3 separate regions of the Homo sapiens genome follow, and regions 1 and 3 are each linked to region 2. A link is a loop called in an ENCODE intact Hi-C map of the cell type or tissue named here. Cell type or tissue: A673. All regions are shown on one strand. Region 1 has its middle 1.3 kb from the start of SCTR. Region 2 has its middle 24 kb from the start of TMEM37. Region 3 has its middle 19 kb from the start of TMEM177.

Region 1 (2,500 bases), 120 kb after region 2:
CAGGGGAGGAGGCAGAGGGAGGGCGCGGGGACCCGGAGTCGGCTCCCGCAGGCTGGGCCCAAGCTGGAGGAGGCCAGGAGAGGGCACGCTGGCTTAGCCTTCTACGCGGCAATCCCGCCCAACCCCGGGTCCGGAAAGAGCACTGTCTCTGGAGTCCACGGACAGAAAGCGCAAGCTCGCTGGGGGCCGGTGGGCAACTTAGGTCACCTTTGTAAGCCTCGGCTTTCTCATCCCTAACAACACGTCTGATAATACCCACTCTCGGACTGAAAGTTGTCACACAGTCGAGGCCCATTGCATCTATTCCCCCCGATAGCTACCTTGCACTTTATTTCCGATTTTTTCATTATTGAAGTCATTAGCGCTAATTCCATGAAGTTTCACTCCCATGAACTCCTCCTTTGATGATGACCAAGGAGGATCTGTGGTACACTCAGGCATCTGGGGACCGTCCTGAGGATGAACCCCCTGGGAGGCTATTTAAGCCTCAGGCAGGTAGTCCCAGTAGCCCTCTCCATCGGTGCTGTGTATCCTGGAGGTTTGCTTTTGGCCTCTTAGTACAAGGCGTCTCTTAGTACAAGACGTCCTCTTAGTACAAGGCGTCTCTTTTGGCCTCTTAGTACAGGGCGATGGCCCTTTTTTACTGTTACATAAAAAAGAGAGTCTCACCATGTTGCCCAGGCTGGTCTTGAACTCTTGGGCTCAAGAGATCCTCTCACCTCGGCCTCCCAAAGTGCTGGGATTACAGGCATGAGCCACTGGGCCCAGCACTAGATGGGTCTTGCAAACTCAATTTTCCTTAGTCTGCACTGGTGCCCACTCCCTTCCTTCTTCTCTCTCCTCCTTTCTTGATCTTTCTCCCAGGCACTTTAAGTACATCAGCTCATTTAATTCTCCCTCACACCCCTAGGTGATACGATGTCCATTTGACAGAGGAGGGCATTGGAGGTGGAGGAGGATTCATTACATGTCTGGGTACTGCAACTCAGAGGCTCAGACAGGAAAGCCTGAATCTACCCTTACATGGCTGACCCGACTCTCTGTAACTGGCCCTTACGCAGAAGGCCATGCAGCTGTTAAGGTAACAATGTGTTGTCCTTAGCAGCCTTCCCTACCGGAAGAGACTATTAGTAAATTGAGGCTGGTAAATCCCAGCAGAAATAAAAGGGAGGAAAATCCATTCAGCTCCTAGGTCCAAAACCAATGCTCAGTACACATCAAACCTAAAGTATACATAATCACCAACCCCCTGCTAGAAACTCTTTCTACATAAATACTCACCCAAGGGCCTAATGAAATGTGCAAGGATGTTTGCGGAAGCACTATGACAGTGGCAGGAAACGAGATGATATATGGGGAAAGGGAATCACCCTTATTTCTTTCTTTCTCATGGGCAGCAGTCATTACTATAATGCTCCTGACTTGTTTCTACCCCTTCCCTCTCTCTGTCTGTCTATCCCCCACCTCTCTCTCATGTGCACCCACACGCAAGCATGCATGCAGGCACGTATACACAGGTGAGGCCAGCTTACATGATTGATGCATTTGGAATAAGGAACTGGCATGAGTTCGGTCCCCTCCTCTCTCCTTCCTTTGACAGTGTGCCCCCCTACAGAGAGCCTGTAACTGGATTTCCCTGGGCCAGGCTGTGATTAGTGGTCGAGGCTCTACTGGAACTGGTCCAGTATGAACTGTTGTCTCTCTAATTCTGGGGTTTAGTTAGGAAACCCACTTGCCTACAAGTATAAACCACATTCTGCAATACTGACTTTATAAAGTGATATTTGGCCGCATCTGTCTTGATCTTATTTCTCAATTGGTTCAAGTTTCAGGCTAGAAAGAAAAATGTTATTTCCTAGGCTGCTTGAACCGCAGCACCCTAAATATCCATCGCAAAGTGCCTGAGGTAAGGACTTGCAATTTTTACTATACAGATTTCTGTGTTGTTTGAATGTTTTCTGTAACAACGCTGCGTATGGCTGTTTGGCGTTGAAATAAATAAAAAGAAAACAACACAAAAATGCAATCCGTGCTTTATACCAGAGCTTCGTGATATCTGATGAAAAAACAAAACAACATTAGTTCTGGGCAATTCAATACATTTCTGGCCTGTAGCAAGCCATTCTTGCTTAAATGGGAAGCTCTGCCTCTCAGAGAGTTGAGAAAAGGGATTGAAGTGCTCCCTGAAAGGTCCTTAAAACCTGCCTAAGACAATTTCACAATAGGGGTAGAAGGGAAGAGGTAGGAAAACTAACCATATATTTACCACCTGTCGTGTGCTGGGGAGTCTGTTAGGAAGCTCGGGTGTGTTATCATATCCAGTCCTCCAAGACCATAAAAGAGATGGGAACTTGAGGCTTAGGAAAGATAAGTGCTTGCCTCCATCAGCACAGCTAATAAGGGGAGGAGCCAGGATTTGAATTCAGGACTGAGCCCAAGCCTGTGTCGTGAAGGAAACAAAATATTTCACTCTATTATTTGACATATTTTGAGATGGCTG
Region 2 (2,500 bases):
TGCCATTTGTTACTCCACTAAGGGACATTTGGGAACATCCTGCCTCCCTGGGTTCCAGTGTCACTGCAGCCAGAGGCTGTGTGGGAGATGGGGAGGGACCAGGTGTGCTCCTGCCATAGGGCTCCCCCATCACTGGGTAAACTGAGGCTTGGCCTGATGTCTTTCTAATTTAAAATCGCAGGACCAGGACCTGCACCACTGGACAAAATGAAAGCACCTGTCCCTGCTCAGGAGACAGTGAGAGAGCTTGGCAGTTGGGATGGGGGTTGGGGGTGGAAATAAACAAAAAGATGTACACAAGAAATGGCTGAAAAACAAATAAAATGAATGCTAATGAATACTGTGCAGACTGACTCAGTATATTCCCAGGTACAGTGACCAGTGTGCACAGCCAAGTCCACATGCTCAGTTGCAATGGTGGTCAAATCTCTAGGGAGCCCCCAGCTTCAACGTGTGTGGCTTTTTTTCTCCACTTCAGTTTCAAGTCCCACAGCAAACTGGTTGGCCCACTGGGCCTGGATCTAGGAATGTAGATCCAGGGTGTGGATCTGAGTGTGCCTCCAGCCTTCCCTCCCTAGGGTGTCTCTGTGCAGTGGCCTTGTTCTGTCCTGCTGGGGAGGGACTTTCTTAGGCAGAGAGGAGGGCAGTGGCTGCTGACTGCCCCACCGACGGAGACCCTAGAGGAAGAAGGGACTTCCAAGTGTATATATAATGCCCCAGAACTGTCCCATTTAGGTTGACTAGGCACTCACCCCTCAGACCCATCCATTACTGTCACCACCCCCAGGCCATGTGCCCCTTGCCACAGCCAGGAATGACAGGATTCTGAGACTGTGGCTCCATTGGGAACGGGTAACGTGGGCAAGGGGAGAGGGCCAGTCTCCCCCCAGAGAACAGGGCAGTGCTACCAAAAGAAGAGGGAAAGAGACACAGAGGCACTAAAATCTCTTATGTCTGCAAGATGTGTATATGTTTGTGGCAGTGGGGTGCCAGACTTGGGTGGGGAATAAATCAATTATTTGTCTGTAATGTCAGGCAGAGGCCAGCAGAGGGAGATGTTGGAATGTGTTGGGATTTGTGGGCCCTCTACCCACAGACAGGACTTGGGAAGCCAAGTTTATTCTCGGCTGAGACATTTGTGTTGGTGGTGACCCCAGTAGTTCAGTGTACACTAACTTTGTCTTATGTACAAAACCATTTAAAACAGTGTATAAAATTACCTTCAGACTACATGTAAAAGATGTATATGAAAAAAATGAATTTCATGTTTAGACTTGGGCCCCGTCTTCAAGAGATCTCATTCTGTATATACAGATATTCCGAAATCTGAAAAAAAAAAAAAAATCCAAAATCTGAAACACTTCTGGTCCCAAGCATTTTGGATAAAGGACACTCAATCTGCATTGAATTAACAGCACCGCCCAGCTCAGCGAGCCTGCCAGGGGCGTGAGAGCCCTGAATCCACACAGTCTGCTCCAGTCCCCACTTAGATTTTCCCCAGAGGGAGGCATTTCCTGGTGCTCTTCTCACCATCTAGGCAGCTGGGCATTCTGAAATGTCTCCAGGAAATGCCGTTGGGAGATTTCTGAGACTCTTCAATCAAACCCAGGCCTTCAGGGAGCACCCAGGTTGCAAGTGGTGAGTCCAGAGTGCAAGTGTTGTGCTGAGAGTGCTGATGGTGCAGAAAGCCCTGGATTTGAAACCCCAGATGCAAACGAGCTTGGGTCAGCTGCCTGACTTCCTTGTGCTTCTGTTGCCTCTCCCTAAAATGGAGATATAGTAGTTCCTGCCTAAAAAGTTTGATGCGGGCCGGGTGCGGTGGCTCACGCCTGTAATCCCAACACTTTGGGAGGCCAAGGCGGGCGGATCAGGAGGTCAAGAGATCGAGACCATCCTGGCCAACATGGTGAAACCCCGTCTCTACTAAAAATACAAAAATTAGCTGGGCGTGGTGGCGGGCGCCTGTAGTCCCAGCTACTCGGGAGGCTGAGGCAGGAGAATCGCTTGAACACGGGAGGCAGAGGTTGCAGTGAGCCGAGATCGCGCCACTGCACTCCAGCCTGGCGACAGCCTGGAGACTCCGTCTCAAAAAAAAAAAAAAAAAAAAGTTGATGTGAGGAATAAATGAAACAATACATTCTAGCGTGCCTAGCACAGTATCTAGTACACAAGTGCTCAACAAATATTATAATAATATTGTAATCCCTAACACAGACACACATTGGAATAACCTACGTAACTGGTTGCACATAAATCTGTCCCAAATATTTGCAGCTGACCCCTTCAGGCAGGAACAGCCCATCACAATGGATAGAAAGCATGTTAAATGCCTGTGGGCTCCCTGCCTTCTTAAGGACACATGACCCAACTTTTCCAATTAACTTGAGGTCACAGAACATCAATCAGTATATTATGTGTTTTTGTTTTATTTTAATTTTTGTGGGTACATAGTTGTTGTGTATATCTATGGGTTACATTGGATGTTTCGATACAGCATGCA
Region 3 (2,500 bases), 250 kb after region 2:
TAACATCCCATTTGCTAACACATCTCCTTGCGAGAAACACATTTACTAACTACATTACAGTATTGGTGTCCTTTTTACTTTGGCTTTATAGAGTCCAGTTAAAATACTGGTTCCCGAATTGCCTGGGCTGGTTCTGTTGCTTTCTTTGTCTCCTACTCCCATCAGTGTGGTTGTGTTTTCATATGAGTTAGGTTCATGTGTTACTGTTTGTATTTCATCTTGGGTTCCCCTACACGCTAGTTGGGTTTAATTATTTATTTCAGGGTACGTGGAACATTACGATGGCTCTAAATACAAAGATACTCAGAGAAGTATCATTCCTTCTCATTCCCAATCCATCTCCATTCCGCCATCTTGCTGCCCCATGGGTACCCACCCTTCCCACTGTGGGCAACCATCTCTTTAGTTTCTGGTTTATCCTTCTTGTGGGTAATTTTTAAGGCCCCCAAGGGCTCCCATGTGCTCCTCTGCATTCCTCCTCCACATTAACCAGTCACTGGCCTGACCTACTAGCAGTTTCCGAAGCATAACCCACTCGTCCGCACCCCTGGGCCTCTGCACATGCTATTCCCTATGACCTCACCACCTTCTTGCTTAGTGTCCTTCTCACCTAAGGTTTCCCCAGGCCTCTGCCCCTTGGCCCCTGTACTGACCTCTGAGGCAAGGCCTACCTAGTCCCTGCTTCTGTGGAGAGGAAGGGCCCAGGCAATGTTTGTTCAGGGAATTGCTTCCCTCAGCATCCACGCTTAATACCATGCTGTGCACATCACTTCGTTCACCAACATCCAACCAGCAGCTACTGAATCCCTGGCTACTTCCACCTACCCAATCTCCCTTTCTTGCTGGGTGCCCCACATTGCATTGTTGGTGTGAACTTTCTGGCTCCAGACTTTGAGCCTGTTCCCATGTCAGTGCATGTACTTATGTCCATTTCAGTTTCCCCACCTATAAACAAGAGCCAATTTCTCTTATTTCCCTGCTCTCCCCAGGTTGAAAAGGTCGTGGCCCCTTGGAAAGATTGTATTGACTGTGTTGGGGATCTGGTGCCACCTGGTGGTTGCCACAAGAAAGGCCTCTCCTGACTCCCAAGTTGTAACCCGTTTCCACCAAATCGACTTCCAAATAATATTTATCAGATCATCATCTGTGCTTTTCTTCCTTGTTTCAGACCACTTTTAGGTGGAAAAGGCAAAGAAGGCTTATATGTATTTTCTTCCATAATGAGTCCATCAGAAAAAGTTCCTTCGGTGAAATCGTTGACCACGTGATGTTTGGGGACTCCCTATGGGATCAATCATCCGGGTTCCTTAGAGACCATGGCCATAATCAGGGGCTGGCCAAGGGAATGAGTATCCCTGGGTTCAACAGCTGTTTCTGAAGACCTGCCAGTTCCCCTGTCTTGCATTAACTCGGGTTATCATGCCATTCTCCTTCTAAGGCCAAAGATACCTGTAACCGAAGAATCGGGATACTTCACTGCAGTCACTTCATTTTTTTTTCTTTTGAGGCAGAGTCTTGCTCTGTCACCTAGGCTGGAGTGCAGTGGCACAATCTCGGCTCACTGCAACCTCTGCCTCCCAGGTTCCAGCGATTCTCCTGCCTCAGCCTCTCAAGTAGCTGGGATTACAGGGACCCGCCACCACGCCCGGCTAATTTTTCTATTTTTAGTACAGATGGGGTTTCACCATATTGGCCAGGCTTGTCTCAAACTCCTGACTTCAAGTGATCCACCCGCCTCAGCCTCTCAAAGTGCTGGGATTACAGGCATGAGCCACCATGCCTGGCCAAGCAGCTTCATTTTAGAAGTGATTATTATTGCTTTCCTTTCTAGAACTTCCGGTTTGTGAAGTATTTTCTCAATGATCCTCAAAACATTCTAAGACATAAAGTAGCTGTTATTAGTGTGATTTTATGCAGAAACTCAGGCCCAGAAAGCTTCATGGACTTACCCAATTAGCAGAAGAGCCAGGTTTGGGCAGGATCTTGGTTTCCTGCAAAGGTTTCGTTGCCTAGCCAGGCGTGGTGGTGTGTACCTGTAGTCCCAGCTACCTGGGGGGCTGGGGTGGGAGGCTCACCTGAGCCCAGGTAGTCAAGGCTGCAGTGAGCCATGATCCTGGTACCCAGTCCACTCTTCTCTCTACTACATGGTAATCAATGAAAATATTACAGATTTACATTTTTTAACTTTTTATTTAAACTTTCAGCTTTGGAGTCTCTAAGAGTAAAGATATTATGTGATGATATTTGTATTTTACTTAATTGCTTATTCTTTAAAACATGTAATATAGAAAAAAATACAAATTAGCAAATGTCCTTTGCTCTAAAGAAATCAGCTGGCAAGTTTGCCCCACCCAGCAGCAGCCATGTCTTACTCATTTCTGTATCCCCAGCATGCAGCAAGATGTTTGGCACAATGCAGGCTCTCAATAAATGTTTTTTGAGGCTGGGTATGGTGGCTCACACCTGTAGTCCCTGCACTTTGGGAGGCTGAGGCAGGTAG

Evidence for each region. Peaks named below come from ENCODE experiments on the same cell type or tissue, not always from the same donor. Only the 100,000 strongest peaks of a DNase experiment are listed, where the experiment ranks them.
Region 1: it touches region 2 in a loop (3-fold over the local background); 5 of 110 quality-filtered maps call a loop at or near these places.
Region 3: a loop joins it to region 2, with 11 times the contacts of the local background. A loop is called at or near these places in 70 of 110 quality-filtered maps.

Annotation. Positions count from the first base shown.
Region 1 is chr2:119,524,509-119,527,008 of GRCh38, forward strand. No RefSeq gene overlaps it. Among named protein-coding and RNA genes, the nearest start is that of SCTR, 1.3 kb to the left of the region's middle. In A673, no CTCF peak of the experiment used is centred here; DNase peaks (open chromatin) are centred at 1,283 and 1,623; H3K4me3 peaks cover 653 bases; H3K27ac peaks cover 2,299 bases.
Region 2 is chr2:119,406,844-119,409,343 of GRCh38, forward strand. No RefSeq gene overlaps it. Among named protein-coding and RNA genes, the nearest start is that of TMEM37, 24 kb to the right of the region's middle. In A673, a CTCF peak has its summit at 1,036 (motif pointing right); DNase peaks (open chromatin) are centred at 1,058 and 1,518; H3K27ac peaks cover 755 bases.
Region 3 is chr2:119,659,181-119,661,680 of GRCh38, forward strand. It overlaps a transcript of CFAP221 not described here. Among named protein-coding and RNA genes, the nearest start is that of TMEM177, 19 kb to the right of the region's middle. In A673, a CTCF peak has its summit at 1,058 (motif pointing left); a DNase peak (open chromatin) is centred at 1,041.